Regions from separate parts of the Homo sapiens genome. Here region 1 is linked to region 2. A link is an interaction called in ENCODE POLR2A ChIA-PET data of the cell type or tissue named here. Cell type or tissue: MCF 10A. All regions are shown on one strand. Each heading gives the region's core, and the rest is flanking DNA. Links, peaks and the distances in the headings are about the cores only. Region 1 overlaps MRAP2 (melanocortin 2 receptor accessory protein 2). Region 2 overlaps NT5E (5'-nucleotidase ecto).

Region 1 (16,409 bases), core at 9,355-11,854, 1.4 Mb after region 2:
CCTGTAATCCCAGCACTTTGGGAGGCAGAGGTAGGTGGATCACCTGAGGGTAGGAGTTCCAGACCAGCTTGGCCAACATGGAGAAACCCCATCTCTACTAAAAATACAAAACTCAGCTGGGCATGGTTGTGGGCACCTGTAATCCTAGCTACTCAGGAGGCTGAGGCAGGAGAATCACTTGAACCCAGGTGGTGGAGGTTGCAGTCAGCTAAGATCGTGCCACTGCACTTCAGCCGGGGTGACAGAGTGAGACTCTGTCTCAAAAAAAAAAAAAAAAATTAGCTGGGTGTAGTGGACACCCAGTCCCAGTTACTCAGGAGGCTGAAGTGGGAGGATCACCTGAGCTTGGGCAGTTGAGGCTAGCAGTGAGCCGAGATCGCACCACTGCACTGCCACCTGGGTGACAGAGTGAGACCCCATCTCAAAAGAAAAAAAAAAATAACTCCTGAACAAAAGTTATAGACTGAACCAGACACATAAAATAGATTTTCTACCCTTTCATAGCAGTAGATACCTCAGAACGACAGGGCTTCCTCAGGAATCACTCACTACATCTGCATTTTGCCATCTAGTTCCTGTGGCCATGGTCAATATCAAAACTTTTGAACAATGACATTTCCCTGTTGTTAGTCTTTACTTCCATGTACCCATTCTTTAATGAGTGCCATATTCAGGTAAATTGCTATTCAAGATAGAATATAATTCCCATTTTTACAAGGTCCTGAGCAATCCTGCACTGGCCCCTAAGTGAAGAACAGCCCCACCTGGATGAGATGTACTTAACAAAGGCTACAAAAGGAGGGTATGTGAGGCACGTAATGTCTGGGGTTTGATAATTTTTCAAGAAGTCCGAAGTATTCTACATAAAAATGTGACCCAAGCTTTTCCCATTACTCTCTATCTGGCAGATTTATGATAATGGGGCCATAATGCTTTAACAAGACAGCATGCAGAGTAAATGGTTCCTTAGCTCAGAAAGCAGGAGGAAATGCTTCTTTTATCTTCACTGTCCTTAAAAAATCCAGAAAAGAGATCCCCTGCCTGCCCCACCATACAAAAGCAAATATTCCATGGAAAAAATAATCCCCATCAAAGCTGCCTCTTAGGCCTAAAAGCTTTTAAGAAGGGTGATGTCAGCTTTATAACAGTCTTTCTTCCTCTGCAGTCTACCTTCTCAGTGCTCACCAATACCTGCCTCTTTCCTTCTGGATACACAGAAGACTACCCTTCCCAGCCCTGGGCAGTCAGGTGGGTGTGGCTAGTTCTGACTAATGAGCTGTGGGAGGAAGGGATGTGTGCTGCTTCCGGCTGAAGAATGGAGGGGCAGCCTTGAGATCTCCAAGTGTTTTCTTACCGTGTCATAGCAACCTAGGAGGCCGCGTGGTGGGGAAAGGGCAGCTGCAAGTGGAGATGTTTCTGTCTGCCCCTTGCCAACCTTAGCAGACATGGAGTTTAAGCAAGAAATAAACCTTTGTTGTGTCATACCAAGATTTGAGGATTAACTTCTTACTGTCTGACAGCCTAGCCTAGCACATATTTCCCCCGTTAACAGAAGCCACTAAGTAGTTAGTGATTCCAGAAATTCTCATTCTAGCATGATCCCAGGTCAAAAAATTCAGGGGAAAAAAATACCCATTTTATTGCAGTGTGATTGGCCCTGTGCAGTTAAATGGATCTCAACTCCTGTCATCCAGTACATTAAAGGAAAGTCCAGCCAGGGATGGCAGATAAACATTCTCTCTCAGGTAAACTGTGATTGGTTCCTGGTGGCTGCCTGGAGATCTGTTTTGAAAATGATTCTCAGGCAAAATCTTGGCTATGCAGGGAAGATGATGCAGTCCATTGCTGATGTCTGTTGTGGGCACGGGCACAGGGAGTCAGGGCACAGGTGGTGTTATCTGTCATCCTGTGATTACTACTATCAAAGGGAAGCTCACACACTTCCATGTGTCAGCAATTATGAGATCCTAGGGAGCCATTTGGCCCTGGCCTGAGATGTCTCCAGGGAGAAAAATATTAAATTCAGTGGTAGATCCAGCACCAGTCCATTCTGAGCTTGCAGACTTACTCAGGTATCTTAACCATGCTGTTGGAATCATGTTCCAAAAGGATGCTGTTGATGTTCTACTTTAGGAAGTAACTGTCTTAGTGACAAACCACCCAGAGAGCCAGATATGTAAAGCAATCAGAATTCAAAGGTGTTGGTCCTTCTGACCCATCACCAGGATTCTCTACCTAGCTGCCATTCTAGATTCATCTTACTGTTTCACTTTGAGACACAGCCAAGGTGAAGCTGGGATAGAATAAGGCAACATTTTGAAAGTGTAGATATAACGCTTAGGGTCTGGGTATCCCATGGGGAATGGGTTCCTTTTTCTTCTCCCTCCTACTCTTTACCTAGACTCTTCAGCTCACACAGTGACTCATCTTTACTGAGGGATGCTCTGAGCCCAGCTTTTGCAAGAAGCTCCACAGTCTGCTCACTTCTGTGTTTACAACAGGGATGTCCAATCTTTTGGCTTCCCTGGACCACATTGGAAGAAGAATAATTGTCTTGGGCCACACATAAAATACACTAACACTAATGATAGCTGATGAGAAAAAAAAAAAAAAACACACACACACACACACAAATATCTCATAATGTTTTAAGCAAATTTACGAATTTGTGTTGGGCTGCATTCAAAGCTATTCTGGGCCGCAGGTTGGACAAGCTTGGTTTACAATAATCCCAGGAGGCAGACACTTCTTTATTTATATATAAGGAGTCTCAAGCACAGAGAAGTTAAGAATCCAGGCCAAAGTCTCAATAAGTAAACCTGGAAATGTTTGAGTCCAGAGCCCCGTGCTTGGCACAGTATGTGATAAAAACAAATAAACAGAAGTAATCATCATGGTGGATGGGAGGCAGGACTAGATTGCAACTCCAACTTGGATGGACAGAGCAGTGTGCAGAGGCTCACACTGAATTTTAGCTCCAGATCCACTGCAAGAACAAACCAGCAATCCCAAGAGGACCCACAGACCCTCTGAAGGAAGCAGATTGCTCCTGCAGGACCCAGGAGATACCCCAAATACTGTGGGTGCCCCAACTGCAGAAGTGGGAAAGGGAGAGCCTCCTCTCCTGAACACACATCCCCACTAGAGAAACTGAAAGTCTCTTTGTGGGAGAAGTTTCTGACCATACCTGGAGCTGAGTCAATTTAGAGAGCCGAGTGAAATACAGGGGTAGAGGAAGAAGAAGAAAGGCCCTGGGCGCTCGCTGGGTCCACAAGCAGGCCATTCCTGCCTAGCACCATAGGAATATATAGGCAGGGCGGCCAGAGGAGCCAGGGGATCAGGGGGAGAAACACCACAGGGAGAAGGAAATCTCCAGCTGAACTTTGTAACAATTTGAATGGGGCAAGAAGCCTCCTGGCCAGAATTCGGGGAAGGACACGAATCCAGTGTGCAGACTCCATAGGTGGGGAATGAACCAAGCCCTTTTCTTTTGCAGCTGCGGGGAGGGTAGCCTGGGGCAAGTTCTCAAGTCTGGCTGCCCATTGCCTGGAAACAGATTAGGGGCTGTTAGTGGGGACATGGTGGGAATGAGACCGGCCCTTCGATTTGTATGGGAGCTGGGTGAGTCCTGTGACTGCTGGCTTTTCTCCACTTCCCTGACAACCTGCATGACTCAGCAGAGGCAGCCATAATCCTCCTAGGTACACAACTCCATTGACCTGGGAGCCTCACCCCCATCTCCCACAGCAGCTGCAGCAAGACCCACCCAAGGAGAGACTGAGCTCAGACACGCCTAGCCTTGCCCCAACCCGATGGTCCTTCCCTATCCACCGTGGTAGCTAAAGACAAAGGACATATACTCCTGGGAGTTCTAGGGCCCTGCCCACCACCTGTTCCTCCCCAAACTACCACAGCTGATGCTCTCTGGAAAGCAACATGACCCGGCAGGAGGCCAACCAGCACAAAAACAGAGCATTAAACCACCAAAGCTAAAAACCCTCACGGAGTCCATTGCCCCTCCCTACCACCTCCACTGGAACAGGCACTGGTATCCATGGCTGAGAGACCCATAAACGATTCTCGTCACAGGACTCTGTGCAGACAACCCCCAGTACCAGCCCAGAGCCAGGTAGACTTGCTGGGTGGCTAGACCCAGAAGAGGGACAACAATCACTGCAGTTCAGCTTACAGGAAGCCACATCCATAGGAAAAGGGGGAGAGTACTACACCAAGGGAACACTCCATGGGACAAAAGTATATGAATAACAGCCTTCAGCCCTAGAGTTTCCCTCTGACAGAGCCTACCCAAATGAGAAGAAACCAGAAAACTAATTCTGGTAATATGACAAAACAAGGCTCTTTAACACCCCCTAAAAATCATACTAGTTCACCAGCAATGGATGCAAACCAAGAAGAAATTCCTGATTTACCTGAAAAAGAATTTGGGAGGTTAGTTATTAAGCTAATCAGGGAGGCAACAAAGAAAGGCAAAGCCCAACACTAGAAGTCTAAAAAACTATACAAGAAGTAAAGAGAGAAATATTCAAGGAAATAGATAGTTTAAAGGAAAAACAAAACTTCAGGAAACATTGGACACACTTATAGAAATGGAAAATGCTCTGGAAAGTCTGAGCAATAGAATTGAACAAGTAGAAGAAAGAAATTCAGAGCTCGAAGACAAGGTCTTCGAATTAACCCAATCCAACACATTGAAAAAGAATAAGAAAATACGAAAGAAGCCTCCAAGAAGTCTGGGATTATGTTAAACAATGAAACCTAAGGATAATTGGTGTTCCTGAGGAAGAAGAGAATTCTAAAAGCTTGGAAAACACATTTGGGGAAATAATCAAGGAAAACTTCCCCAGCCTTCCTAGAGACCTAGACATCCAAATACAAGAAGCACAAAGAACACCTAGGAAATTCATCTCAAAAAGATCATTGCCTAGACACACTGTCATCAGGTTATCCAAAGTTAAGACAAAGGAAAGAATCTTAAGAGCTGTGAGACAGAAGCATTAGGTAACCTATAAAGGAAAAACCTATCAGATTAACAACAGATTTCTCAGCAGAAAACTACTAGCTAGAAGGGATTGGGGCCCTATCTTCAGCCTCCTCAAACCAAACAATTACCAGCCAAGAATTATTTATCCAGTGAAACTAAGCATCATATATGAAGGAAAGATACAGTCTTTTTCAGACAAACAAATGCTGAGAGAATTCGCCACAACCAAGCCACCACTACAAGAACTGCTAAAAGGAGCTTTAAGTCTTGAAACAAATCCTGGAAACACATCAAAACAGAACCTCTTTAAAGCATAAATCACACAGGACCTATGAAACAAAAATACCAGTTAAAAAGCAAAAACAATAAAACCAAAGTACACAGGCAGCAAAGAGCACCATGAATGCAATGGTACCTCTTATCCAATACTAACATTGAATGTAAATGGCCTAAATGCTCCACTTAAAAAAATACAGAACCACAGAATGGATAAGAACCCACCAACCAACTACCTGCTGTCTTCAGGAGACTCACCTAACATGTAAGGACTCACAAAAACTTAAAGTAAAGGGGTGGAAAAAGGCATTTCATGCAAATGGACACCAAAACAAGCAGGGGTAGCTATTCTTGTATCAGACAAAACAAACTTTAAAGCAACAGCAGTTAAAAGAGACAAAGAGGGATATTATGTAATGGTAAAGGCCTTGTCCAACAGGAAAATATCACAATCCTAAACATATATGCACCTAACACTGGAGCTCCCAAATTTATAAAACAATTACTTATAGAACTAAGTGGGGGACTTCAATCCTCCAGGGAGAGCACTAGGCAGCTCATCAGACAGAAAGCCAACAAAGAAACAATGGATTTAAACAATGGATTTAAACAAATGGACTTTACAAATATATTCAGAACATTTCATCCAACAACCACAAAATACACATTCTATTCAACAGTGGATGGAACTTTCTCCAACATAGATCTTATGATAGGCCATAAGACAAGCCTCAATAAATTTAAGAAAACTGAAATTATATCAGGTACTCTTTCAGATCACAGTAGAATAGAACTAGAAATCAACTCCAAAAGGAACCTTCAAAACCATGCAAATACATGGAAATTAAATCACCTGCTCTTGAATGAGCATTGGGTCAAAAATGAAATCAACATAGAAATTTAAAAATTCTTCAAACTGAAACACAATAATGACACAACCTATCAAAACTTCTGGGATACAGCAAAGGCAGTGCTAAGAGGAAAGTTCATAACCCTAAACACCTACATCGAAAAGACTGAAAGAGCACAAACTGACAGTCTAAGGTCACATCTCAAGGAACTAGAGAAAAAAGAACAAACCAAACCCAAACCCAGCAGAAGAAAGGTAATAACCAAGATCATCAGAGCAGAACTAAATGAAATTGAAACCAAAAAAATACAAAAGATAAATGAAACATAAAGCTGGCTCTTTGAAAAGATAAATAAAATTGATAAACCATTAGCAAGAATAACCAAGAAAAGAAGAGAGAAAATCCAAATAACCTCATTAAAAAAATGAAACAGGAGTTATTACAAATGACACCACTGAAATACAAAAGATCATCCAAAGCTACTATGAACCTTTACGCACATAAACTAGAAAACTTAGAAGAGATGGATAAATTCCTGGAAAAATACAACCCTCCTAGCTTAAATCAGGAAGAACTAGATATCCTGAACAGACCAATAACAAGCAGCGAGATTAAAATGGTAATTTAAAAATTACCAATAAAAAAAGTCCAGAACCAGACAGATTCACAGCAGAATTCTACCAGACATTCAAAGAAGAATTGGTACCAATCCTTTTGACACTATTCCACAAGATAGAGAAAGAAGGAACCCTCCTTAATTTATTCTATGAAGCCAGCATCACCCCAATACTAAAACCAGGAAAGGACATAACCAAAAAAGAAAACTACAGACCGATATCGTTGATGAACATAGATGCTAAAATCCTTATCAAAATACTAGCTAACTGAGTCCAACAACATATCAAAAAGGTAATCCACCATGATCAAGTGGGTTTCATACCAGGGATGCAGGGATGGTTTAACATATGCAAGTCAACAAATGTGATACACCACATTAACAGAATAAAAAACAAAAATACATGATCATCTCAATAGATGCAGAAAGTGCATTTGACAAAATCCAGCATCTCTTTATGATTAAAACTCAGCAAAATCAGAATACAAGGGACATACAGTGTAACAAAAGCCATCTATGACAAACCCACAGCCAACATAATACTGAGTGGGGAAAAGCTGAAAAGTTCCCTCCGAGAACTGGAACAAGACAAGGATGCCTACTCCCACCACTCCTCTTCAACATAGTACTGGAAGTCCTAGCCAGAGCAATCAGACAAGAGAAAGAAATAAAGGGCATCCAAATCGGTAAAGAGGAAGTCACACTGTCACTGTTTGCTGACGATATGATCATCAGCAAACCCTAAAGGCTCCTCCAGAAAGCTCCTAGAACTGATAAAAGAATTCAGCAGGCCGGGCACAGTGGCTCATGCCTATAATCCTAGCACTTTGGGAGGCTGAGGTGGGTGGATTGCCTGAGCTCAGGAGTTCGAGACCAGCCTGGGCAACACAGTGAAACCCCATCTCTACTAAAATACAAAAAATTAGCCAGGCATGGTAGTGTGCGTCTCAAAAAAAAAAAAAAAAAAAAAAAAGAATTCAGCAAACTTTCCAGACACTAGATTAATGTACACAAATCAGTAGCTCTTCTATACACCAACAGCGACCAAGCGGAGAATCAAATCAAGAACTTAATCCCCTTTTACAATATCTGCAAAAAAACACACACAAAAAAACAAAAAACAAAAAAACAAACTTAGGAATAACCTAACAAAGGAGTCAAAAGACCTCTACAAGGAAAACTACAAAACACTGCTGAAAGAAATCATAGATAAAACAAACACATGAAAACACATCCCATGCTCATGGATGGATAAAATCAATATTGTAAAAATGACTATACTGCCAAATGCAATCTACAAATTCAATGCAATCTCCATCAAAATACCACCATCATTCTTCACAGAATTAGCAAAAATAATTCTAAAATTCATATGGAACAAAAAAGAGCTTGCATAACCAAAGCAACACTAAGCAAAAAGAACAAATCTGGAGGGATCATACTATCTGGTTTCAAACTATACTATAAGGCCATAGTCACCAAAACAGTGTGGTACTAGTATATAAATGGGCACATAGGCCAATGAAACAGAACAGAGAACCCAGAAATAAACCCACTTACAGTCAACTGATCTTCAAAAAAGCAAACAAAAACATAAAGTGGGGAAAGGACACTCTTTTGAACAAATGGCGCTGGGATAATTGGCTAGCCACAGGTAGAAGAATGAAACTGGATCCTTATCTCTCACCTTATACAAAAATCAACTCAAGATGGATTAAGGACTTAAATTTAAGACCTGAAACTGTAAAAATTCTAGAAGATAACATTGGAAAAACGCTTCTAGATGCTGGCTTAGGCAAGGATTTCATGAGCAAGAACCCAAAAGCAAATGCAATAAAGACAAAGATAAATAGTTGGAACTTAATTAAACTAAAAAGCTTTTGCATAGCAATAGGAACAGTCAGCAGAATAAACAGACAACCAACACAGTGGGAGAAAATCTTCACAATCCATACATCTGACAAAGGACTAATATCCAGAATCTACAACGAACTCAAACAAATCAGTAAGAAAAAAAAAAAAAAAAACAATTCCATCCAAAAGTGGGCTAAAAACATGAATAGACAATTCTCAAAAGAAGATATACAAATGGCCAACAGATATATGAAAAAATGCTTAACATCACTAGTGATCAGGGAAATGCAAATCAAAGCCACAGTGCGATATCACCTTACTCCTGCAAGAATGGCCATAATCAAAAAATCAAAAAACAGTAGATGTTAGCATGGATGTGGTGATCAGGGAACACTTCTACACTGCTGGTGTAGAATGTAAACTAGTACAGCCACTATGGGAAACAGTGTGGAGATTTCTTAAAGAACTAAAAGTAGGTCTACCATTTGATCCAGCAATCCCACTACTAGGTATCTACCCAGAAGAAAAGAAGTCATTATACAAAAAAGATACTTGCAGACACATGCTTATAGCAGCACAATTCACAATTGCAAAATTGTGGAACCAACCCAAATGCCCATCAATCAACAAGTGGATAAAGAAACTGTGATATATATGGTGGGACACTACTCAGCCATAAAAAGGAATGAATTAACAGCATTTGCAGCAATCTGGATGGGACTGGAGACTGTTATTCTAAGTGAAGTAATTCAGAAATTGAAAAGCAAACATCTTATGTTCTCACTGATACGTGGGAGCTAAGCTATGAGGATACAAAGGCAGAAGAATGAAACAATGGACTGTGGGGGCTTGGGGGTGACGAGAAGGAGGGGGTGAGGGAGAAAGGACTACAAACATGGTGTAGCATATACTGCTCGGGTGATGGGTGCACCAATATTTCACAAATCACCACTAAGGAACTTCCTTATGTAACCAAATACCACCTGTACCCCAATAATTTATGGAAAAAATAACAAATCTGGTTGCTTGCTAACATCTCCGGTTCAATAGAAGGAAGAGATTAAAAATTGCCAATCTGAGATAGTTGAGTGTAGTGGTTAATGACAGGAACTTCAGCACCGAAGAGACTTTAGTTTGAGGTTTGACTCTACATTTTTTCTTTAACCTGTGAAGCCTTAGGCAAGTGTCTCAGCCTCATGTTTCTTATCTGTATTGTGGGAACACATGGAATTTACTTCATCTTCCTGTGAGGACTTGGTGAGATATAAAGTAATTAGTTGACCCTGGAATCAAAAAAAATGGCTCTTATTATTTTCAATGTTGTATCGTCCTTCCCCTCACCCCCTAATTATCATAGGCAAACTTAAAATTAGTTGTTTTCTATTAACATTGGCTATATGGAAAAAACAATGTCCACCTAAGAAGGAAACTCCTGCCAAACAAATGTCAAGTTTGTTAAGACCTAAAGGCCTTTATAACAGATTTATTTCAATGTTTTTCCACATGTTCTGATTCTTTCAGTTTTCTATTATGATATACTGCAACCAAATGCCATATCTTATACTGTGTCATATTGTGCTTAGAAGCATTTAAAATATGGCCCTGAGGGAACATCCATTATTTTCTTAAATGTTATAAAAAGTTATTTTTCCTTAACCTTGTTAGAAGCATTCAGGGTTAAAATGACCCCTGTTCTGTGATTGAGCATTGTTCAGAATAATCATCAAAGACAGACTGTCTAGTGGCAAAAGGGAATTGCCAACTGTAAGGCTAAAAGGCAAGTCTCAACTACCCAGGGTTGCCATGACACCACACGGAAGTGAAGATTAGTCAGGGATCTCCAGAGAAAACAGAACCAACACAATGTGTGTGTGTGTGTGTGTGTGTGTGTGTGTGTGTTTATAAAGAGAGAGTTTTATTTTAAGGAATTGCCTCATGTAACTTTGGGGACCAGCAAGTCCCAAATATGTAGAGTAGGCTGGCAGGGTGGAGACAGTCCAAAGGCAGTGTCCTGGTAGAATCCCTTTTGGCTTGAGGAGGTCAGTCTTTGTTCTCTTAAGGCCTTCAACTGACTGGATGAGGCCCACTCACAGCATGGAGGGTAATCTGCTTAATCCAAAGAGTACTGATAAATGGTACGCTCAACTAAGAAATACCTTCACAGAAACATCTAGAATTGTTAACACATAAAATTAACCATCACAGGAAGTCACATTCTATTTCATGCTAGTGTTCCTAGTCCTAAAATCTCCTGTCTTCTACATCACACACATCTATCTCAATAACCCACAAAACTCCATTGGTTCTTCTGAGGAAAAGGAAGATTAACAGGGTATTATTATTCCCTGACCACTCTACGAGTTGTGCCTTAATCTGAGTTTATTCTAGGCTTTTCTTAACCCTCTTGTAACCCACACCATATTTTCAAATTCGCTGGGCCAATATAATAGAAGTGAAGCATGTGCGAATATTTACAATGACATGAAGAGAGAAAAAGGAAAGCTTGTGTCTTTTTAGTGGTTGTTAAATAGATTCTCAGCCATATGTCTCCAAATGCTTCAATAAAAATGATATTTTCCTTTCATTTAAAATGTTTGTGTTTAAATTTTTTTTTTTTTTGAGACAGGGTCTTACTCTGTCATTTAGGCTACAGTGCAGCAGCACAATCACAGCTCACTGCAGCCTTGACTTCCTGGGTTCAAGTGATCCTCCCACCTTAGCCTCCTGAGTAGCTGGGACTACAGGTGTGCACCACCATGCCCGGCTGATTTTTGTATTTTTTGTAGACACAGGGTTTTGCCATGTTGCCCAGGCTGTTCTCGAACTCCTCAGCTCAAGCAATCCTCTCACTTCGACCTCCAGAACTGTTGGGATTACGGGCATGAGCCACCGTGCCTGGCTGTGTTTACATTTTTTTCTTCCTAGCCCCTGATATCTAGAAATAGCTGAGTGATGGCAAGAACTGTTCCCTTTGCACAGGCATTTGTTATAGTTCAAGTGCAGGCTGAAGAGTGAACAACAGATGCCGGAGGCTGTGACGAGACACAACCATGAAAGAGAGCTGCTGCCAGGCTGTGAGGCAAAAATGAGATACTGAATATAAAAATGCCAGGATTCGGCCCGGCGCGGTGGCTCACGCCTGTAATCCCAGCACTTTGGGAGGCCAAGGCGGGCGGATCACGAAGTCAGCAGATCGAGACCATCCTGGCTAACATGGTGAAACCCTGTCTCTACTAAAAATACAAAAAAGTAGCTGGGCGTGGTGGTGGGTGCCTGTAGTCCCAGCTACTGGGGAGGCTGAGGCAGGAGAATGGCGTGAACCCGGGAGGCGGAGCTTGCAGTGAGCCAAGATGGCGCCACTGCACTCCAGCCTGGGTGACAGAGCAAGACTCCGTCTCAAAAAACAAACAAAAAAACAAAACAAAACCAAAATGCCAGGATTCCTGTGAAACTTATATTCACTCTCCCAGGTCTCTCCCACCCTCCCCTGTCCTGCTCTGTGCTTGGGAAACTAGCCTTTGATGCAGCCTCTGGCTGCTGGTTGTGTTCAGCCAGTGGGGAGCAATGGTGAGAAATGGGAAGGAGGGAGAAGACTGAGGTCTTGGTCTTAACTTTGAGGCTCCTTCCCTGAGAGGTCACACTGGATTAGCTGTGTCCCTCAGCCCAAAGTCACAACTCCTCTCAGCAGACTCCAGGGTTCCAGCTGTGGCCCCACCCCTTGCTTCCTGGGATCTAGGATGGCTGCTCCTCAGTGTTGCCAGCCCTGCTGTCCTGCATGAGCCTGCGTAGTTGCCCTCTTCCCTGTCCATAACTTCCGCACAGCCCCTTTATCAAAAACTTTTTTTCTTTTTCTTTTTTTTAGACAGAGTCTGGCTCTGTTGCCCAGGCTGGAGTGCGGTGGTGTGACCTTGGCTCACTGCAACCTCCACCTCCCAGGTTCAAGTGATTCTTGTGCTTCAGCATCCCAGGTAGCTAGGACTATAGGTGCCCTCCACCACAACAGGCTAATTTTTTGTATTTTTAATAGAGACGGGGTTTCACCATAGCGAGGCAGGTCTTGAACTCCTGGACTCAAGTGATCTGCCTGCCTTGGCCTCCCAAAGTGCTGGGATTACAGGCGTGAGCCACCATACCGGCCAAAAACTCTTTTAATTACTGTTGCCTGCTGGTGCTGACTAATGAGGTATTCAATATTCTCTATTTTCCCTTTTATTAAAAATTTGGTATAAAATATATAAATCCTTTAATATATTTCTGAATTTTTTACAAGCCATTACTGAACAAATACTTTTTGATGTTTCTCAATGTTCTTTAAGCACTCATGTAATACTTTCCTCCATCAATCCAAAGTCCAGCATCATCACAAGTCCTACCATGTTATGAGAATTATGTAAACCACAGTGTTTGCCTTTGTATCCTAGTTTTAAGAAAACTCTGTTAAATTTATTAATCATTGTCAATAGTTAAATTGAGTTGAGTATCCAGGAACAACTATTACTCTGCTTCTTGAAATAATTTTTAAAACTGGTTTTCATCCTATTTTGCCATTGTCTTTTCCACTGTTTTTAATATGGTGAATCATCTAAATCCTTTTGGGAATATGAATAAAATACATTGTAATTAATAAACATTTCAATGTAAAAATCAGGCCCACATCATCATTAAGACTGTAGGAAAGGACCAAGAAACCCAATTTCATAAAAGTCCACTTGAAAATAAGCCCAAGACGCAAGAAACAAAAAGCCAGGAGAATAGCTGGATCCCATCCACGGGCATCTGGGTCCAGACAGCAAATCTATAACCACCCCCTTCTCTTCATCCACGGGAAGCACCTCCGGCCCTGGGTAGTAGTTTCTATTTCCTCAGTCTCCTGTGAGGCTTAAGAGACATTTAGGAACAGCCCAAACTTACTCTTGGTGTGGGGCTCCTGTCTTGGTCAGCAAGGTCAGCACAAAAAACATAAAAATCACGAAGACTGCAAGACCAACCCAAAATCCAATCACAATGGAATCTGAAAGACAGTTAATTCTGGGATTAGTATTTCACAGTAGTTTAAAACTTGAACATTCAAGAATCAGAGCTTTTTGGAGAGGCTTTGGTACATGAAACATGAAAGGAAGTCAACAGTCTGATCCGCAGTTGGCTGGAGACTGATAAGATGTAAAGGATGAGGAGGAGGGAAGAGTCTGCTCCGCCTCCAGGTTTCTGTCTCAGATAGCATGAAGGGATTTAGGCCTCATTGACTCATGCTTTCCATATCTCAAGGAAGGAACCTAGACCAGAGCATAGGTTATCTAGGACCTCAAGATTCCACTAATGTGTTTTGAGTTAGAAAATAAAATTTTTAGCAGACTATCAACTCAAGTTTTAAGTGCATTTGGATTCCTACTGTTAAAAGAAAAACTTTAGACAAATTAAATTTAACAGATATTAACTGTGCAAGGAAAACAAAATTCTTGAACCGGGAAGCTCCCAGAATCAGAATAGATTCAGAGAGACTCTGGGCTGCCTCATGGTTGGTTAAGATTTAGGGACAGAAAAAGGAAAATGATGTACAGAAAAAAGAAGCAAGGTACGGAAACAGCTGGATTTGAACACCATTTGAACAGCTGTCTGCCTGGGAGTGCCTGAAGTGTAGCTGCTGTGATTAGCTGAGACTGAGCTATTGTTACAGAAGCATTGGCTAGGTTTTCAGTTTGCTTACCTAGTAAGCTAGGTCACAGCTCATACCTAAGAATGCAAGTATGCAAATAATGGAGGCCTTCTTGGGCCAAATTTTAGTTTAACAACTCAATTGGTTAGCATCTCAATTAGGTAGCAACTTTGCATTCTCACTTACGTTCACCATGGATAATTCAGGCTCTCATTACTTCTTGCAGAGAACATACAGATGGCCTCTTGAGTGCTCTCTCTGCCTTCTGCCTTTCCCTGTGCTTTATTTCTGTACAAACCTGCTTTAATCACAGCCCTGATGATATTGCTCTTTCATGAAAAGCTCTCCAACAAAAACAGAACTGACCCACTTTTCCAGAGTAAAAGAGATTCCACACATAAAGCACTTTATACAATGTCTGACATCTGAGAAAACAGTACACCACAGGTGCTGGCTACTGTCATTAGAATTGTCATTTTCTCCCAATTTACCACTTTAAAAGCCATGTGTTTCCAATCAAACTAGGGGACACTGTGTCCCTGTATTTACCTTAGCCACAGCTTCCTCACAGCCACACCTTACCAGGGCTCTTACCACTACCTGGCTGGAACAACTTTTCCCAACGTGGAGCTAATGAAAGTGTATCCATCCTTCCAAGTCCATCCGCTACACTATCTACTAAGCCTCAACTAATTTCCATAATTGATGTGTTGTCTCCCTCCTTTGAACCCAATAACATTTTTGTCTGTAATTCCCTAAACAGGGCTCTCCTTGGTCCTATCTTGGATAACAATCACAATTCTTTATCTCTAGGACCAGGGTTAGATTGGATTGTCTACAGAACTTGGTACTTGCACAATAAGGCCTCAAATCTAGGACACAACAGAGTTGAATCATTCTACATTTTTTGGCCTACACTAAGAAGCTTGTCTATGTGGAAATACAATGAGGATGCTTAGCAATTTTCTAAAAATAAGTGATTAGAGCTTAAATATTAAATGTGTTTAAATGCAAAGCTTTATTCTAATTAAATTATGTATATGTAGCACTTTTTCCAAAGTGAAGAAATCAGATTAACAATTTACTCTGCATAATTCATACTTTCATCCTACATATACTATTGCCTAGAGGTTAACAATGTGTATTCAGCACTCTGAAAAACTAATGTGTCTAACCTTAAGTGCCAAAGAAATAGAAATTGTATACTTTGCCTTTTAATATAGTAGAAATGAGGCATAAAAAAAGACATAAGGGCCAGGCGCAGTGGCTCACGCCTGTAATCCCAGCACTTTGGGAGGCCGAGGCGGGCAGATCACGAGGTCAGGAGATCAAAACCATCCTGGCTAAGACAGTGAAACCCCGTCTCTACTAAAAATACAAAAAAAAAAAAAAAAAAAATTAGCCGGGTGTGGTGGCAGGCGCCTGTAGTCCCAGCTACTCGGGAGGCTGAGGCAGGAGAATGGCGTGAACCCGGCAGGTGGAGCTTGCAGTGAGCCAAGATCGCGCCACAGCACTGCAGCCTGGGTGACAGAGCAAGACTCCGTCTCAAAAAAAAAAAAAGATGTAAGGACAAATACCAAACACCACATGTACTGAGGTACAACTAACATGAAACAATTAAATCTCAACTATCTAGGCATGGACTGTGAAGAAACATTGTACAGATAAATAACAGTTCCCTACACTGTACTTTATCAACTGCCTGCATAGCAAAAGCAAATTCTAAAATTATACACCAATGCTATATTTAAGTCTTCGGTTTAGAATTGAATCATGTTGATTGACATTTTTCAAATCTGTGTATTAGGAAGGTGTTCTCCTAAGGACAGCTTTCACACTGCAAATGGTGGACTGACTCCCAGAGGTGGAGGAAAGCGTGCCCTCAACCCAGCCCAGTCCCCCTTCCCTCTGCCCTTCTAAGTACCCCCAGGGAGATAATCAAAAAGCAGCAATAATGTGAAGCATGGGAGGGTTACAGCCTTCAGAGAAGGCAGGTGGCGGCAGAGTTGGGGAGAGGCAGGCTGTGGGTAAAATCTGAGAATCCTCATGATCCAACAGCATTTCCAAACATTTCCTTAATAATGCGGCATCTATGTTTTTCATGGCAATATGCTTTAAGTAGCTCTGCTTATTCACATTTCCCTTTGAACAAAATTT
Region 2 (16,409 bases), core at 4,819-7,318:
ATGCTTACAGATTATTTAATGATTTGTCTTACCGAAAAAAAGGTTATTTTGTTTACTTCTCTGGCATTTTTGACTTTCATGGAAGTCTGGATATCTCACAAGTGAATATACATTATTGGAGGGGGAAGGTTAAAGTGTAGTTTTTAAGAAAGACTTAGAAGGTACTTTTTTTTGTTTTTAACGTTATTTTTTTACATGTTTTTGTACATGAATTCATATTCATTTTCATAGGGGCCGTTTTTGGGTAATTTATAAAGAAAAGGGGTTTAGTTGGCTCATGATTATGCAGACGGTTCAGGAAGTATGGTGATGGCATCTGCTTTGCTTCTGGGGAGGTCTCAAGAAACTTATAATCATGACTGAAGGCAAAGGGGGAGCAGACACATCACATGGCCAGAGCAGGAGCAAGAGAGAGAGAGCAGGGAGTTGCCACACACTTTGAAAAGACCAGTTTTTATGAGAACTTACTGTCACTAGAACAGTACCAAGGGGATGGTACTAAACCGTTTATGAGAAATCTACCTCCATAATCTAGTGACCTCCTACTAGGCCCCACCTCCAATGCTCAGGATTATAATTCAACATGAGATTTGGGTGGGGACACATATCCAAACTGTATCAGAAACCAAAAGGCTGGAGTTCATTCCTCAGTCAGCCTTCTATCTTTATAAATTTGGACTTGAACCAGGCTCAGCAATTTAGATGTTCCCATCTCTATGTAGGCAACAAACCAAGGCACAAGAATAGTCTAATGTCCTGGGTTTTAGCTGTGAACCCAGCAGCTCTCCAGCCTTAGTCTGGGACCTGCAGCAACAGGGCTGTGTACTAAGACTGTTCTTGTGGTGGGATTTTAGCCATGCCTCACTTACCTTGCTGTCCATTTTCTGGGATAGCTTTCCAAGTTGCTTGATTTGGGGAGCAAGCTAATACCCTTCTGATAATGTCTCTGTTTACAGAATATATTTTTTTCCAACCAAGTATCCTAATGAATAATGAGCCTAGTATAATTTTCACTGTTGTAACTAATATGCCAGCCATCCTTGTCATGGATTAGAGTTAATTATTTTTAGATTCTAGCTAGCTTATTTGTTAACAATGTCTTTCATGATGTATTTAATTTAGGTTCTTAGAGGCCTCAGAGGCACTACTCACTAGAAATTTGAGATCCTCCCAATTTATTATAAAACTCCAAAGCTCCTTTTTGATTGCATTGGATAACAAAACTGGTTCCTTTTGCTGTATAGGAGCTAAAGGAGCTTAAAATGTCTTCTATTTTATCAGCAAAAAACAAAAAAAAAACAACACCATGAATTATAACCTCTCATTTACAAAGTATATAGGACACAGAGCTGCAGGTTGCCCCAGGGCTGCTGCAGCTGATTATGGAGTTGTACTGAGGACTGGTAATCAGTTGAATTGTGTCCTCCAAAGAGATCTTGAAGTCCTGTCGGGGGGACTTCCATCCTAACCCCCCAGTAACTAAGAATGTGACCTTATCTGGAAAGAGGTTTTTGCAGACAATTAAGATGAAGTCATTATAGAGCGGGCACTAATCCTGTATTATTGATGGCCTTATAAAAGGGAGATTTGGACACAAATATAATCATGTAAAAAAAGAGGATGTAAAGACATGGAGAGAATACCATATATAAGCCAAGGATGCCTTAGGCTAGAGGCTACCTGGTGCTAGGAAAGAGGCATGGAAGAGTTTCTCTGTCACTGCCCTCAGAAGAAACCAACACTGCCAGCTTGACCACAGACTTCTAGCCTCCAGAACTGTTAGATTATACATTTCTGTCATTTAAGCCAACCAGTTTGTGGTACTTTATTGTGGTGGCCCCAGGAAACGAATACAGGAACATTTACCTAATCTTGGCAAGCAGTTATGGCTTCTTGCCAAACCAAACATCCATAGGACTACATACTCACAGAGGTAGCAACTTCTTCTGAAGGACACCTATTAGCAGCCTAAACTTTCCTCTAAGAAACCCAGCCTACTCTTGTGTCAGACTGCTGAAGGCAGCTACTTATATAGCCTGAATGTTTATTTTCCCCCAAACTCTGTATGTTGAAACCTGATCATGAATGTGATGATGTTGGAGTTTGGGCCTTTGGGAGGTGATTGAATCATGAGGGTGCTGAATGGGGTTAGTGCTTCCTATAAATGAGGCCCCAAAGTCACCTGGCCTCTTCCATCTTCTGATGACACAGTCAGTTGGTGCCGTCTATGAATCAGGAGGCAGGCCCTCACCAGACACCTGCTAGTGCCTTGCTTTTGGATTCCCCAGCCTCCACAACTGTGAGAAATAAAATTTCTGTTATTTATAAGCTACCCATTCTATTGTATTTTGCTATAGCAGCCTGATATCGTTTGGCTGTATCCCCACCCAAATCTCATCTTGAATTGTAGCTCCCATAATCCCCATGTGTCTTGGGAGGGATCCGGTGGGAGGTAATTGAATCATGGGGGTGGGTTTTTCCCATGCTGTTCTTGTGATAGTGAAAGTCTCATGAGACCTCACGGTTAAATAAAGGGCAGTTCCCCTGCATATGCTCTCTTCTCTGCTGTTATGTAAGATGTGCCTTGGCCCCTCCTTCACCTCCTGCCATGATAGGCCTTCTCAGCCACATGGAACTGTGAGTCCATTAAACCTCTTTTTCTTTACAAATTACCCAGTCTTGGGTATGTCTTTATTAGCACCGTGAGAATGGACTAATACAGTAAATTGGTACCAGTAGAGTGGGTTACTGCTATTAAGATACCTGAAAATGTGGAAGTGACTTTGGAACTGGGTAACAGGCAGAGGTTGGAACAGTCTGGAGGGCTCAGAAGAAGACAGGAAGATGTGGGAAAGTTTGGAGCTTTCTAGAGACTTGTTGAATGGTTTTCACCAAAAAGTCCAGGCTGAGGAGGTCTCAGATAGAGATGAGGAACTTACTGGGAACCAGAGCAAAGGTGATTCTAGCTATGCTTTAGCAAAGAGACTGGTGGCATTTTGCCCCTGCCCTAAAGATCTGTGGAACTTTGGACTTGAGAGAGATGATTTACGATATCTGGCAAAAGAAATTTCTAGATGGTAAAGCATTCAAGAAGAAGCAGAACATAAAAGTTTGGAAGATTTGTGCTCACTTCAGTGGCACATATACAAAAAAAAAAAATTGAAAGATTTGTAGCCTGACGATGCAATAGAAAAGAAAAACCCATTTTTGCGGGGAGAAGTTCAGGCCTGCTGCTGAAATGCACATAGGTAAGGAGAAGCCAAATGCTGATCATCAAGACAATGGGGAAAATGTCTCCAGGGCATGTCAGAGACCTTCATGGCAGCCCCTCCCATCATAGGCCCAGAGGCCTAGAAGGGAAAAATAGCTCCCTGGGCAAGGTCCAGGCACCCCCTGCTGTGTCCAGCCTAGGGACTTGGTGCCCTGCATCCCAGCTGCTTTAGCTCCAACCGTGGCTAAAGGGGGCCAAGTTGCAGCTTGGGCTATGCCTTCAGAGGGTGCAAACCCCAAGCCTTGGCAGCTTCCATGTGGTGTTGAGCCTGCAGGTGCACAGAAATCAAGAATCAAGATTTGGGAACCACCTCCTAGATTTCAGAGGATGTATGGAAATGCCTGGATGTCCAGGCAGAAGTTTACTGTGGTGGCAGGGCCCTCATGGAGAGCCTCTGCTAGGGCAGTGTTGAATGGAAATGTGGGGTTGGATCCCACATACACAGTTCCCACTGGGGCACTACCTAATGGAGCTATGAGAAGAGGGCCCACTGGGGCACTGCCTAATGGAGCCATGAGAAGAGGAGCTGTTAGAAGGGGGCTGTGAGAATGGTAGATTCACCAACAGCTTGTACCATGTGCCTGGAAAAGCCACAGGCAGTCAACGCCAGCTCATGAAAGCAACCAGGAGGCCAGGGGCGGGGTGGGGGCGTCTATACCCTGAAAAGCCACAGTGACGTAGCTGCTCAAGACTGTGGGAACCCACCTCTTGCATCAGCATGACCTGGATGTGAGACGTGGAGTCAAAGAAGATCATTTTGTAGCTTTAAGATTTGACTGCCCTGCTGGATTTTGGACTTGCATGGGGCCTGTAGCCCCTTTGTTTTGGCCAATTTCTCCCATTTGGAATGGCTGTGTTTACCCAATGCCTGTACTCCCGTTGTATCTAGGAAGTAACTAGCTTGCTTTTGATTTTACAAGCTCATAGGTGGAAGGGATTTGCCTTGTCTCAGATGAGACTTTGGAATGTGGGCTTTTGAGTTAATGCTGGAATGAGTTAAAACTTTGGGGTACTGTTGGGAAGGCATGATTGGTTTTGAAATGTGAGGACATGATATGTGGGAGGGGCCAGGGACAGAATGATATGGTTTGGCTGTGTCCCCACCCAAATCTCATCTTGAATTGTAGCTCCCATAATCCCCACGTGTCATGGGAGGGACCTGGTGGGAGGTAATTGAATCATGGGGACAGGTCTTCCCCATGCCGTTCTTTTGATAGTGAATAAGTCTCATGAGATGGTTTCATAAAGGGCAGTTACCCTCCATGCATTCTGTTGCCTGCCTCCATGTAAGATGTGCCTTTGCTCCTTCTCCGCCTTCTGCCATGATTGTGAGGCTTCCCCAGCCATGTGGAACTGAAAGTCCATTAAACCTCTTTTTCTTTATAAATCACCCAGTCTCGGGTATGTCTTTATTAGCAGCATGAGAACGGACTAATACATAGCCCAAACAAAGACAGCTAACGTGGTTTAACGTGTCTGACTGATTGAGGTATAACGAAACCAACTCATTGTGTTATTAGTGTACTTGAGGAAGATCTTAGGCACACAGCCAGTACAGGCAAATTAAAATCCTCAACATTAACTTGGAAGTGTTTATTTGTAGGAATCAGTACTGGCCTCAAAACCATTTTTATATCAGATTCTGTATATCAAAGCCACCAAATTTAGTAGTCTTCCTTAAAATACCACTCACTTTTCTCTCCTACTTAAAAATTGGATGCATTTTTCTTCTCATTTTAGGGGTGTGAGGGGCTATGGAGGGTTATCAGATGGTAAGTGGCTTATGATCAAGAGAAATGATACCAGTGAAAATCTGTCAGAGTTTTCCTTCAGTCATATTGTCTTTAGTTGGCAGGTGTTTGAATGAGAGAAGAAATAACTATCAAAGACCAAAGAGCTTATCTTCAATTTTATTGTTGGGAATCTACAATTGCAAAGTGGTTCAAAGTCATTTCTTATACCACTTCACAATACACACACAGATTTAGGAAACTTAAAAAAAGTTCTTTAAAAAATTCTAATAGGATTTACCCTATTTTACTGGCCAAGTGTAAAAAATAAACCCTAAATGTGACTTTCTCTAATTTTCCTTGTACAATCTTATTGACATTTTTTATAGCTAATCCATATATGCATAGAACCGAGGCTATTATTTTGCTGCAACAACTTTTATAAAAAGGTTATGAAGTTTAAAAGTATATTTTGTATCAAGAGTACTTAATATTTGTAAACACTAAGAAACAAACATACTTCCTATCAAAACCTCTAGCTGCCATTTGCACACTGTTTTTAAGGTGAAGCCTCCCATTTCTTGAATTACTTATGCAGAGCTGAGCAGGCTCATGTGGTTCCACTCCCACGTTAAGTATTTGTTCTTTGGGCATAGGTCATTTCATCAGCATGGGTATTTTCTGACCACCCACTCAGAGGGTCCCACTTTCCAGCAGAAGTTCTCATATCTGGGCTTAAGAATGATTTACAGTGACTGTTCAGATTTGGAGGCAGAGCGACTTAAAAAATGTATACCTCTTCCTAAAGTCATTTATTTTCTTCGAGAACTCTGGACATTCCATAACTGGGTGTGTAGTATGAGTAGAATGAATTCAGTGCTAGCCTCTTGCTGGAGAGGGACAAGTGCAGGTTTAGAATTACAGCTTATGTTAGAAGGTTCTCTTCTCATGATACCTTCATGTTAGAAGAAAGAGGACAGAGGCAGAGCTGATGGAATCTCATAAAATAACAGCTAATGCCGTGTGTCAGGCACTATGCTTAACAAGTATCTGTTTAACATGTGTAAATGCTCTTTAGCTCTTGCTTTTCTATAATATAAAACAGTCCTGGAGTCCTGTTCTTCCCCTTCCTTTCTCTCGTGTCCTTTGACTGTCTTTTGCAGCCTCTGGCCTTTCTCATTATCTACTACAGCTTGCTACCTGACTCATCAAAGGCACATGGGTGTTGCAAGAGAGGATGGTATCCTGTGTTTATACCATTAAACTTGCTATTATAACAGGAGCTATAAAGTGAAAAAATAGAGACAAGAAATAAAGCAGAGATTTGTCATCCATGAGCTTGGGGCTATTGATAATTATGAAGAGAGGAGATATTAAGTATTCTGAACAGTAACTTGATATAGTTGAGAATGCTGGACTTGAGTTCAAAAGACCTAGGTCTAGGTCTTGGATCTGTCAGCATTAGCTGTATGGTCAAGTCAACCCTTTTTGAGCTTCAGTTTTTTCATCTGACAGGTGGGAAAAACATCTCTCTTTCCTACCAAAAATAAGTTGTGGATATCAAATGAGACAGTGTGCTTAAAACTTCCTTGTGAATGATAAAATTTTATGTAAACATAAGCTGTTTGATGGATTAGAAATGGATATGAAGAAGAAAAATATGGTTTAAAATTGTTAGTAAAATTTCATTAAAATTTGGACACGTAAACTTAACATAGTTGGCTTTCTCCTTATAGGGCCCTATGTTAATTTTTTTTCTAACTCACTAGGTTGCTGACCCTGAGTAATCATGTCTGTCTCTTCATTTTATAATGCTCTAACCTTCAGCTTCTAGGAGCCTGTAAAGATGGTTTTTGCTGTCACAAAGCCAGGTCCTAAAAGGCAGATTTGAATCTCACTTGAAAAAATGCAGTTTCACACATTAAAGGCAAGGAGAATTTTTGGCTATTGGTATAAAACAAAGATCACTGCCCAAAGTGAAAGAAATATTAAAGAAAAGCTTCCATGGCAGTGACTTCCTGTGGAAAACTTGATCCGACCTTCAACTGCTGGATAAATTACTTTCATTTTGGAGATATATGTAGAAACCACGTTGATATCTTGGTCACCTAGAAAAACATATACATTATTTTAACTACAGAAAAGGTAATTATCAATCAACAGTAAGGTAGTCCTTTGTAATTATAAAAGGGAAGCAATTTCATAAGCAGGGGTAAAGTGTCACAGAAGACAAGAACGCTAGTGATCATAAGTACAAAGAATTTGATTGCTTTTTCATGCTCCAGATGTAAAATGTGTCTGTTGTTCAATATTGGGTAATTGGGGGAAGTAGAGTTGCCTCAGCTCTGTGATGACTCTAGAAAGAGGTCATTGACATCATAGCCTTTGAACCACTCCAGAACAAGGGCATTAGGGAACTGGGTCAAGAGCAATTAGTTGAGAGATAAAACTGGCTTCCTTTTGTTTGCCTGCCCAATAATTATTTTCATGTAATTGATGATGGGACTTGGGGGATTTCCTTTACCAAAGAGAGGAGAGGATAAATGCTAATTGCCTATAGCTACAACAAACCCATGTTTGTTGGGAACCCATGTTCTGTTGGGAACCCAACAGAATTTTATTTTAAAAATATCACTCCAGTACTTAAGAACCCTTCTCTCTTCAGTGGTTTTCACCTCTGGGTGTACACTAGAATCACTGAAAAAGAGTTTAGCCCCAATCCAGTTAACTTAGAATCTCTTAAGAGCTGCGGCCGAGCCATTGGTATTTAATTTAAAATGCTCCTGAAGTGATTCTAATGTATAACCAGTGTTGAGAACGCTTAGGTCCAGGGCTTCCTTAGCCTTCTGCATGAGCTCCTCTCTCTAACATCCTTCAGTCTAGGCTTGAGTGGTGGACAGCTGATGGCTATCAGCCTCTTTGTCTCATGGGGCTTTTACGCCTGCCCTTCCATCTTCTGTCACGGAAGGGACAGAAGAAGCCAGCACCTTTCCTCCCAGGAAGGGCTGCCTCCTTTGGTCTGGTCCTGCCCTCCACGCTCCTTGGAATAAGTAGCTAAAATGACAGGTCCAGCATGATAAGACTGAGGAAGATCCTGGTGGAACTACCCAGAGATGCCAAGAAGCTGCTTGTGTGTCTTGTAAGCATGCTGGTCTCTGCCCTAGGAAGAGGAAGGGGAAGTGTGTCCTATGTCAGTGGTCTGTATGCACATAATGTGACTCTCAACAGAATTTCTAAAAGTGAGGCTGGCATATAATGTCCCTCAATGCTGCCAGAAGTACCAACTGACATCAAGTATGGTTATTCCTATGATTTGTACCACCAACCCACTGTGCTGAAAGGGCGGCGCTCACCCCATCCACTTCTACCTGACTGATTCACACAGAAACTTCTTCAAGAAAGAAAATTTAAATGATTTAATGTGATGGTTTTCCATATCCTAAAATTCCAGAGGTGTGATATTTCTGTTAATGCAAAACTCACTTATATTTCACAATTTAAATAGCTGCTTAGATGTAGTTAAAAGAATTTTAAAACATTTTTGATTTACAAATGTTTTGTCTCTGGGGTTGGATGAAGGCATGTGTGTGCTCGGGGATTGACAGGGTACATATTCCTCTCTGCTGTGCTGTGCTGCTGCTTTCCAACAAGCAAAGCAGGAGGGAGTCAGCAATACAGGGAGTCACTTTGCCCTCCTGGCACCACTAGTAGCTCCCCTTCTTGGCCCAATTTTGTTGTTCTTTAGAGAAAGGAAGAGACAGTCATGCTTACCAGAGTCATGTCTTAATAATTCATCTTTTATCATCTGGAACCCATCTCCACCATTGGCCAGGAAGTTTGGGAGGATCACCTTATATACCTCGTCCATTTTGAGAGGGTCATAACTGGGCACTCGACACTTGGTGCAAAGAACATCTAATTTGACTACTCTGTCTCCAGGTTTTCGGGAAAGATCATACACCACATGGATTCCTAGAAAAGAAATGAATCTGTTTTCACCAGATCCAAAGGGAGATTTCTGTTTCCTAAGGAATTTTGGCCAAACTCTACAATTGGGGCATGGGGCTGTGGTTTTTCCTTTGGTTTAAACCTGAGTGAAATTTTGTCAAGAGAATTGTGACATTGCAGCCACCCTTTATCCTTGAGTCCTTACAGGACATATGAGAACCACTGGAAGGAAAACCAGCTCTGGACCAGAATAGGCAAAGGGTGACTCTACATGGACAAAACCACATCTTTTTCTGTTTTTCCCTTAAAATGCTGAATTGGTCTACTAAATTGATTCAATGGCCTTAGAAAGTGAGAAACAGATCAGAGGCAGAGAGCATTTTACAATTTTGAAGACCATTAAATGGTAATCATTTGGGATTTGGTGACTTCCACAAGGCATAGAGCTATGCAGTGCTTTGCTAGAGCATCAGAAAACTGCTTTTCCCTCAACTCCCTTCTGGGAAAATGGAGGATGTTTGGGTTGCCCCATAGGCATTAGGACAGGGCCCCACTGCCTTCTGTAGCCCTTCAGTCTCAACAGCAATGTGTTCTGCAGAGGAAAACTCAGGAAAGCAATTCTATCTGTCAAGCGGGACCACAACCTAAGGTTAAAAAAATGAGGCCAGATTATGATTTCCAGGTAAAATAAGATTGCTTTTAAAGGATTAATTCACTGGACTGTGGAATTATTAACAAAAGTGTTTCAGAAGCCCTTGGCAATTTAGGAAGCATTTATTTCCATTCAACTTTCACTGCAGTCCATGAGATAAACAGGAAAGGTTTTCTCCCTGTGCCCAGAGGGGTTGAGAACTTGCCCCAGGTCACAGTGGGACTAGAACCAGGTGTTCAGGTATGTCTGTGCAGTAGGCTGCTCCTTCCAGGAATCATCCTGGTTAATACAGATTGGACAGCATTCCTTTAAATCTTGGCATGGTTCCAGGCAACGATGAGTAGAACAGAGGAGAGGATTTAAAAAAAAAATAATTGAATGCTTAAATAAGATTTTATTAGAAACTAGACCTCAAAGCAGGTGACCTGCTTAGAGGGCCCATCTGATGTCCAAATCAGACTTGGCAAATACTGCTTATTGCCAGGGCTTTGGGGCTTTGGGGCTTTGACCCCAACCTAATCTTAGTGGCTCTGAGAGTCCACAGCCATTAAAGGGTAAGGTATTGGTGTTGGGTCGGGAAAAATCCAAACCAGTTTGACCACAGGAATTTTGGTGAAGGGGAAGCTGAGCCAACCAGCAGGAAATGCCATGTCACTTTGGATGGGCCAGCCCTACAGGATGGGTGACTTACCGCCCACCTGCAGGAACTCTCCAGTGGACTGGCCGTAGCGGTGCACGCTATGCTCAAAGGCCTTCTTCAGGGTGGAACCTTTTAACTGGACTAGGTCAAATGTGCCTCCAAAGGGCAATACAGCAGCCAGGTTCTCCCAGGTAATTGTGCCTGAGGGTAGTCACAGATGAGGCAAGAAGGAAAATAGCTTGAGAAAATGCTTACACCATGACCAGTTTCCCTCAGCGCTGGGGGAAGAAATGAGGGGGACATGGGAAGCTTATAGAGCATCATTAGCTATGTCTAAGTGGTTCCTGACACTGAGGAAGGGAATGAGTTTAGGAGGCCTCTGGCCCTGCACTCCACCACTGGGCAAGATGGCGGGAGCTCACAAATGGCTGTGCCTCAGAAGTTCACCATGCTCAGTCTTAGATCTGCTAGCTTGGGGCTGGATCTCCAGTAGTTTGTTTTGCATTGTTCCGTTCCTCCAGACAAACAATGTGCCCCTGCAACCTGTCCCTGTTGTCTGACAATGGGATGCGTTTGGGGCCTTATACTGATACTGATTGGTTTTCACAGTAAATCAGGGAGGGCTACAAGAGTGTCTTGAGTATTTGTGTAGTTGATTTGTTTTGCCATATGATATAATCTTGGATATCTGTAAATATACTAAGGTAACATTTTAATCCAGTGGTATGTCTTTTTCAGGACAGAAGATTGGTGATTTTGTCTCTTTTCAGATGCCAAGGTGGTGACTGTTGTTATTTTGCATAAATCAGAAACAACTAGTATAGCTTTGTAAGTCAGAAATTCAGACCAAGTTTGAGTTCCACTAACCTTACCTGCAGCTTCTGTGTGTGAATACATATAAGAACACACAAGCTTGTGTGTGTCCTTCAGGCTAGGTTTTAGACTTTAATAATGGCTAACCCTAATTTAAAGGACTGACATTCTGGTACATGGCTGGCAGCAGAGATGAACTGAGGCTGCACATGGGTGTGTTCAGGGCAAGAACCATAACAGAAAAGGAGATCAGAGAGAGAACATGACACACTGAGGAGCTGGGCCTGGGAGCATACCATTGTTGCGTTCATCAATGGGCGACCGGATACCACCTCCATTTAAAATGCACATGGATACGTGGTTCCAGAACATTTCATCCGTGTGTCTCAGGTTGTTGTTAATCTGCAACAGTAGCACAGATTTACACTAGTTACTCTGGCTCTTCTTCCTTAGGATCAGCTCCAGGAATCTGGTTAGCTCTAGTGAGGAAATAAAGCTGCTTTTCACCTGCTGCTGTGTTCCCAGGGATCTCTCAACTATAATTAGAACTAATTTTATGCTCCCAGAAGTAAAAATATACTGTTACCAGTCCATGTCAAACTCTTATTTCCCCCTCCTAAAACTCCCATACTGTCAGGCCAGGTGGCCTTAGCAAAATGGTCTCTCGGTTGTAGCCCTGGTGTCGGGACTGGGCCTCCCATGCAAGGTGGCCTGCAGAGTCACTCCTGCACAGGCTTCTCCAGGGCAGGCCATGCCCTCTGCCTGATTCTGAGGGCTTGGCCCTAGAGCCTGCTCAACACCAGACCTCATGCCAAAGAGAACCTGGCCTCCACGTCTATGTCTGCAGCTGATTCCCAAGTTGGCAATTTTGGAAAGACAGAGACAGCCTTTTGAAGCTGGGGAGAATCACATCCATTCTTACTTTTATTTTACAAAATATATGTTTAGTTATAAGAAATAAAATGAATATATTCTCATTTAGGAGACAAAAAGCCGAAAAAAAAAAAAAAAAAAGGCCAGGCATAGTGGCTCACACCTGTAAATCCCAGCACTTTGGGAGGCTGTGGCAGGTGGATCACCTAAGGTCAGGAGTTCGAGACCAGTCTAGCCAACATGGTGAAACCCCGTCTCTACTAAAGATACAAAAATTAGCTGGGTGTGGTAGTGGACACCTCTAATCCCAGCTACTTGGGAGGCTGAAGCAGGAGAATCGCTTGAACCCAAGGGACGGAGGTTGCAGTGAGCTGAGATCATGCCACTGCACTCCAGCCTGGGCGACAGAGCAAGACTCAGTCTCAATAAATAAATAAATTAATTAATTAAATAAATAAATAAATAAAAAGCAAAAGCTCTCCTTTGTCCTAGCCTCTTTAACAGAGTGGATAAGCACTGCCAACAGCCTGGGTTGTTTCCCTCCAGACTTCTCTTAACATTTATATACCAGCTTCTCCTTAACTACTTCTCTGGCATTGACTGCATGATGCTGAGGAGACATCATGAGTCTGGTCTTGGCATGAGCATGATTGTTGTCATTTACACGGCAAACATTTATCGAGTGCAGTTGTATCCTGGGCACTGGGCAATGCATGCCAAGCACTGACAGAAATGACTTCCCTGGGTGCAGGCTGTGAGCCCATGGAAGTAGTAGTCCGACATAGGAGACCTTGGCTCAGTAAGGCCCCCAGAGAGCTACCATGGCCATTCCGCCTGGTGACAAGTAGACGGGCTTGTTCTTCATACCTGGTCTTGCTCAGCCATAGGACTTGTTATTACCATTAAAACTGTGTGTTGTCTTTCTGTGCCTGTGAAAGAGGTTCCTGTCACACAAGGCCAGGGTTCTCTGGAGTCAAGTGAACAGATGAGTGAAAAACAGTCTGGCCAAACAGATATGCTTTTATCTATTATGTTGATATCTCCAGGGTAGCAGAGTTTGTGCATTTGCATCATCTTACAAAAGGAAAGCAACATCCAAAATTCAGACATCTAAGAACACCTTAAAATAAAGGTTTTAGTTCTTGTAAAGCAGTATGTTGGTGGTTACCTGATCTCCTTCCAGCACCTTAAGAAGGTACTGAGTATGAAGCTACATCAGGCTTTTGTTTAGGCACTAATGTTTTATTTATTTTTCATATTTATTTAATTTTAGAGACAGAGTCTCGCTCTTTTGCCCAGGCTGGAGTGCACTGGTGCAATTATAGCTCACTGCAGCCTCCTGGGCTCAAGCCATCTTCCCACCTAAGCCTCCCGAGTAGCTGGGACTATAGGCACATGCCACCACCCTGGCTAAAAATGTTTTGAAATCCCTCATTCTGTAGCTATCGATCTATCCCTTCTCGCATCCTTCCTTCCTCTTCCCTCTTCCTTTCCTTCCTCCCTAGCATATGTCCACTCCTGCTGATGACTTACCATTGCATCACAAATCAGGTTGCCCATGTTGCATTCTCTAAAGCGGCATGATTGAGAGGAGCCATCCAGATAGACAATTGTTTTCCCTAATTCCTGGGTAGAATAATTATCCAATTTTATCCTCCATTTGTTAATGTCTGCTTTTATGCTTGGATCTAGAAGAAAGAAAAGAAGGTACCCTACAATTAAATCTCACACTGGGCTAAATTCTGGAAAAGGAATGAAACATCATCTATCTTACTTGCTGTGAGAACATATTTGTTTACCATATTTGTGTGCATTTTGGTTTTGACCATGAAATTTCCTTAGGAACTTCTATTTTGTTTCCTGGTAATAAGACCTGGAATGCATCTTAATTTAAGAATATTCTGAACATCTACCAGCTCATCACATCTGTATGAGCTACCCATTGGCCCACCTGGGACAGCATTAGTGGTGGCGGTAGGAGCTCTGAAAGGCCCAGGGGCAGTTATAAAAGGCCTGCTGAGGTACAGCTGGGCTATCGCTGTCAGTGTGGTCCTGGGCCCCTTTCCCATCTGGCTACTGAGAGGGCTGTGTTGTGACTACAGGCTCACCTGGGTGCTGTGCACCTCATCTTCCTGACATGATCATAGTCAACAGAAAAGGGAAAGTGAGAGACAAGCACAGGAGTGTGTTCTGTACACATATGAAAATCAATGATATAAAAATGTATTTTTACTCTGAGACTCATGTAGGGAGACGCCCTGAAACTATTGCTACGGAATAAAAGATGAAATGCTCCTGATTATTGTAAATACAAAATTGCATGCAGGATTGTGTAAAGACAATGCCAGGTTGGACTGCCACAATGAGCCAACAGCACGTGATGTGCTTCCCCCTGCAGAGAGCCTACAAATGGACGTGCAGTCAGGGAGGTTTCCCATCACCAAGATTCCTATCCCAGAAAAGCAGATGTTCATAGCTCTGGGAATGGAATGTGACCCTTGTGGGGAGCCTATAAACGGACGCATGGGGGGGGCCTGTCCATATGGATAAGATAGGGCTATAAACACGCTCATCTTGCCGCCGCTCTTCTAGGCCTCTTTAGGGTTAAGGCGTACTCCCCTCTGAGAATTTCTGGTCTAACTGGTTATCTAGCTTCATGTCCTGTTTCCATGGATTATTTGTAACCAGTTTTTGTTGCAATTGTTACTGCTGATTAATATCTTGCTAATCATAGGTTATGGAAAGACTGTGTTTCTGTTCTAAGGCTCTGTTAGAAATTACTGACGCACACACTATATTGTAAATTCTTATCTCATACTGTACTTCTACATACAAATGTACTGTACTTCTACATACAAATGTTATGTTAAAGAATTACTTCATCCCCATGTGACCATCTCACCTCATAATCAAATGACCCTAAATCCCTCACTAACGTACCCCTGCCCTCACTAAACTTAATAATAAATGCTGGTATATCCAGTGCATTGTTGGCACCGCAGGACCAGAAGGCAGTGACCCCCCTGGACCCAGCTTTCACTATCTTGTGTGTGTCTATTATTTCTCAACCTGCCAATCTGCCTAGGAACAAAGAGAGAGCCCCATTGCATTGCGGGCTGCTGGCCAGATCCCGCAATAGACTCAGACATATAAATAAGGTACTCCCTCATTTGATAAAGAAACTGAGGCCCATGAGATTGGGCAACTTGCCTAAGGCACACTGCCTCTAGTTGGGGGGCCAGGACTTGAGCCCCGCTCTGCCCAATTAGAACCCCTTTAGTTCAGTTATCTCTCCTGTAAACACAAGCTGAGAGTGGCTTTGGCATGTCAGGATCAAGATTTTAAAAGGCAGAGGAAGCAGTGATGTATGGAATCTGATGCTGAGAAGACTTGAAGAAGCAAGTGGGGCTTTTGGCATTTGGGTGTGTTTTAAATCTATCCATGAAGAGGGCAAACTCAAGGAAGAAACTAAATTCTTCAACAGTATTATAGTCTTTTCCTGAAACATTAAAGGAAAAAAATGGGAAGGAGCAAAATATCCAGCCATCTAAATTTTAGATTGGTGGAACATTCCCCTGAACTTCACTTACCTTCAGGAATGCTGCTGTTTAGAAGAATGGGATTTCCATGGGAAGAGATGACGTTTCCTCTTTCATCAAACTCGATCTTCAGATAGCCTAGGTATTTGCCAAAAGCATAGGCCTGGACTACAGGAACCTTCCGCCCATCATCAGAAGTGACTATGAATGGGTACTTCCCAGCAGGCACCTCTTTGGAAGGTGGATTGCCTGAAATAAAAGAGCCACAGCTGATCAAGTCAGCCCTTGTACATACATGGCTGGCTGTAGGCCAGCGGGCTACTGGCTGGATGACAGAGTTTTAAATTGATGATTTGCCATCTGTTGCTCTACATAGCTAGTCTTTCAGAGCCCTATCTGGGCATTTGCCCATTTCCAAATGCCCTTTTGGTACATGAATCCTACCATTCTCAACTCAGCAGTCATTTACCAAGCTCTTCCTAAGACCCGGGCATTGTGCTTGTGCTGTGGGGCACACAAAGATGGAACGCCGTGAAGAGTATCCTCCAGGTTCACTGTGGCTCCATTCTCACTAGCCAGGTGGATTAGCCAAGCCACTTTACCATACTGTAGTTCAGTTTCCTTGCCTATAAGGTGGGCGAAATCCATTTTAAACAATCCCTATTTTACAGGGCAGCTGAGAGGATTAAATATCTAAACTCCCTAGCTGGGGTGCCTGGCACATTGTAGGTGCTCAATAAATATACAATAAGGGTGTATTTTTTCCCTTATAAGGGAATAGCAATCTCTAGAAACCCCAGACATATACTTCGGAGCTTAAAATCTTTAGTAGAAGATGCAGAGATGACAAAGAGCTGTTCTTGGCGTTTGCTGCTAAATTCTGCATCCCTTCAGGTGTCTTTTAGAAGAGCCACATTCACCTTGAGGGCCAACCAGCAGGCAC

What was found. Peaks named below come from ENCODE experiments on the same cell type or tissue, not always from the same donor. Only the 100,000 strongest peaks of a DNase experiment are listed, where the experiment ranks them.
Region 1: POLR2A ChIA-PET joins it to region 2 with 5 read pairs; 1 of 35 experiments calls an interaction of 5 or more read pairs at or near these places.

The regions. Positions count from the first base shown.
Region 1 is chr6:84,060,094-84,076,502 of GRCh38, reverse strand. MRAP2 (melanocortin 2 receptor accessory protein 2) reads right to left here. Exons shown (of 4, transcript NM_138409.4): 3 at 13,511-13,610. Among named protein-coding and RNA genes, the nearest start is that of MRAP2, 35 kb to the right of the region's middle. RefSeq lists an enhancer at 3,051-3,551. In MCF 10A, for the core only: no CTCF peak of the experiment used is centred there; a DNase peak (open chromatin) is centred at 10,422.
Region 2 is chr6:85,484,541-85,500,949 of GRCh38, reverse strand. NT5E (5'-nucleotidase ecto) reads right to left here. Exons shown (of 9, transcript NM_002526.4): 4 at 15,518-15,715; 5 at 13,461-13,615; 6 at 11,351-11,456; 7 at 10,293-10,442; 8 at 8,773-8,973; 9 at 5,166-7,109. The coding sequence ends at 6,946. Among named protein-coding and RNA genes, the nearest start is that of NT5E, 43 kb to the right of the region's middle. In MCF 10A, for the core only: no CTCF peak of the experiment used is centred there; a DNase peak (open chromatin) is centred at 6,189.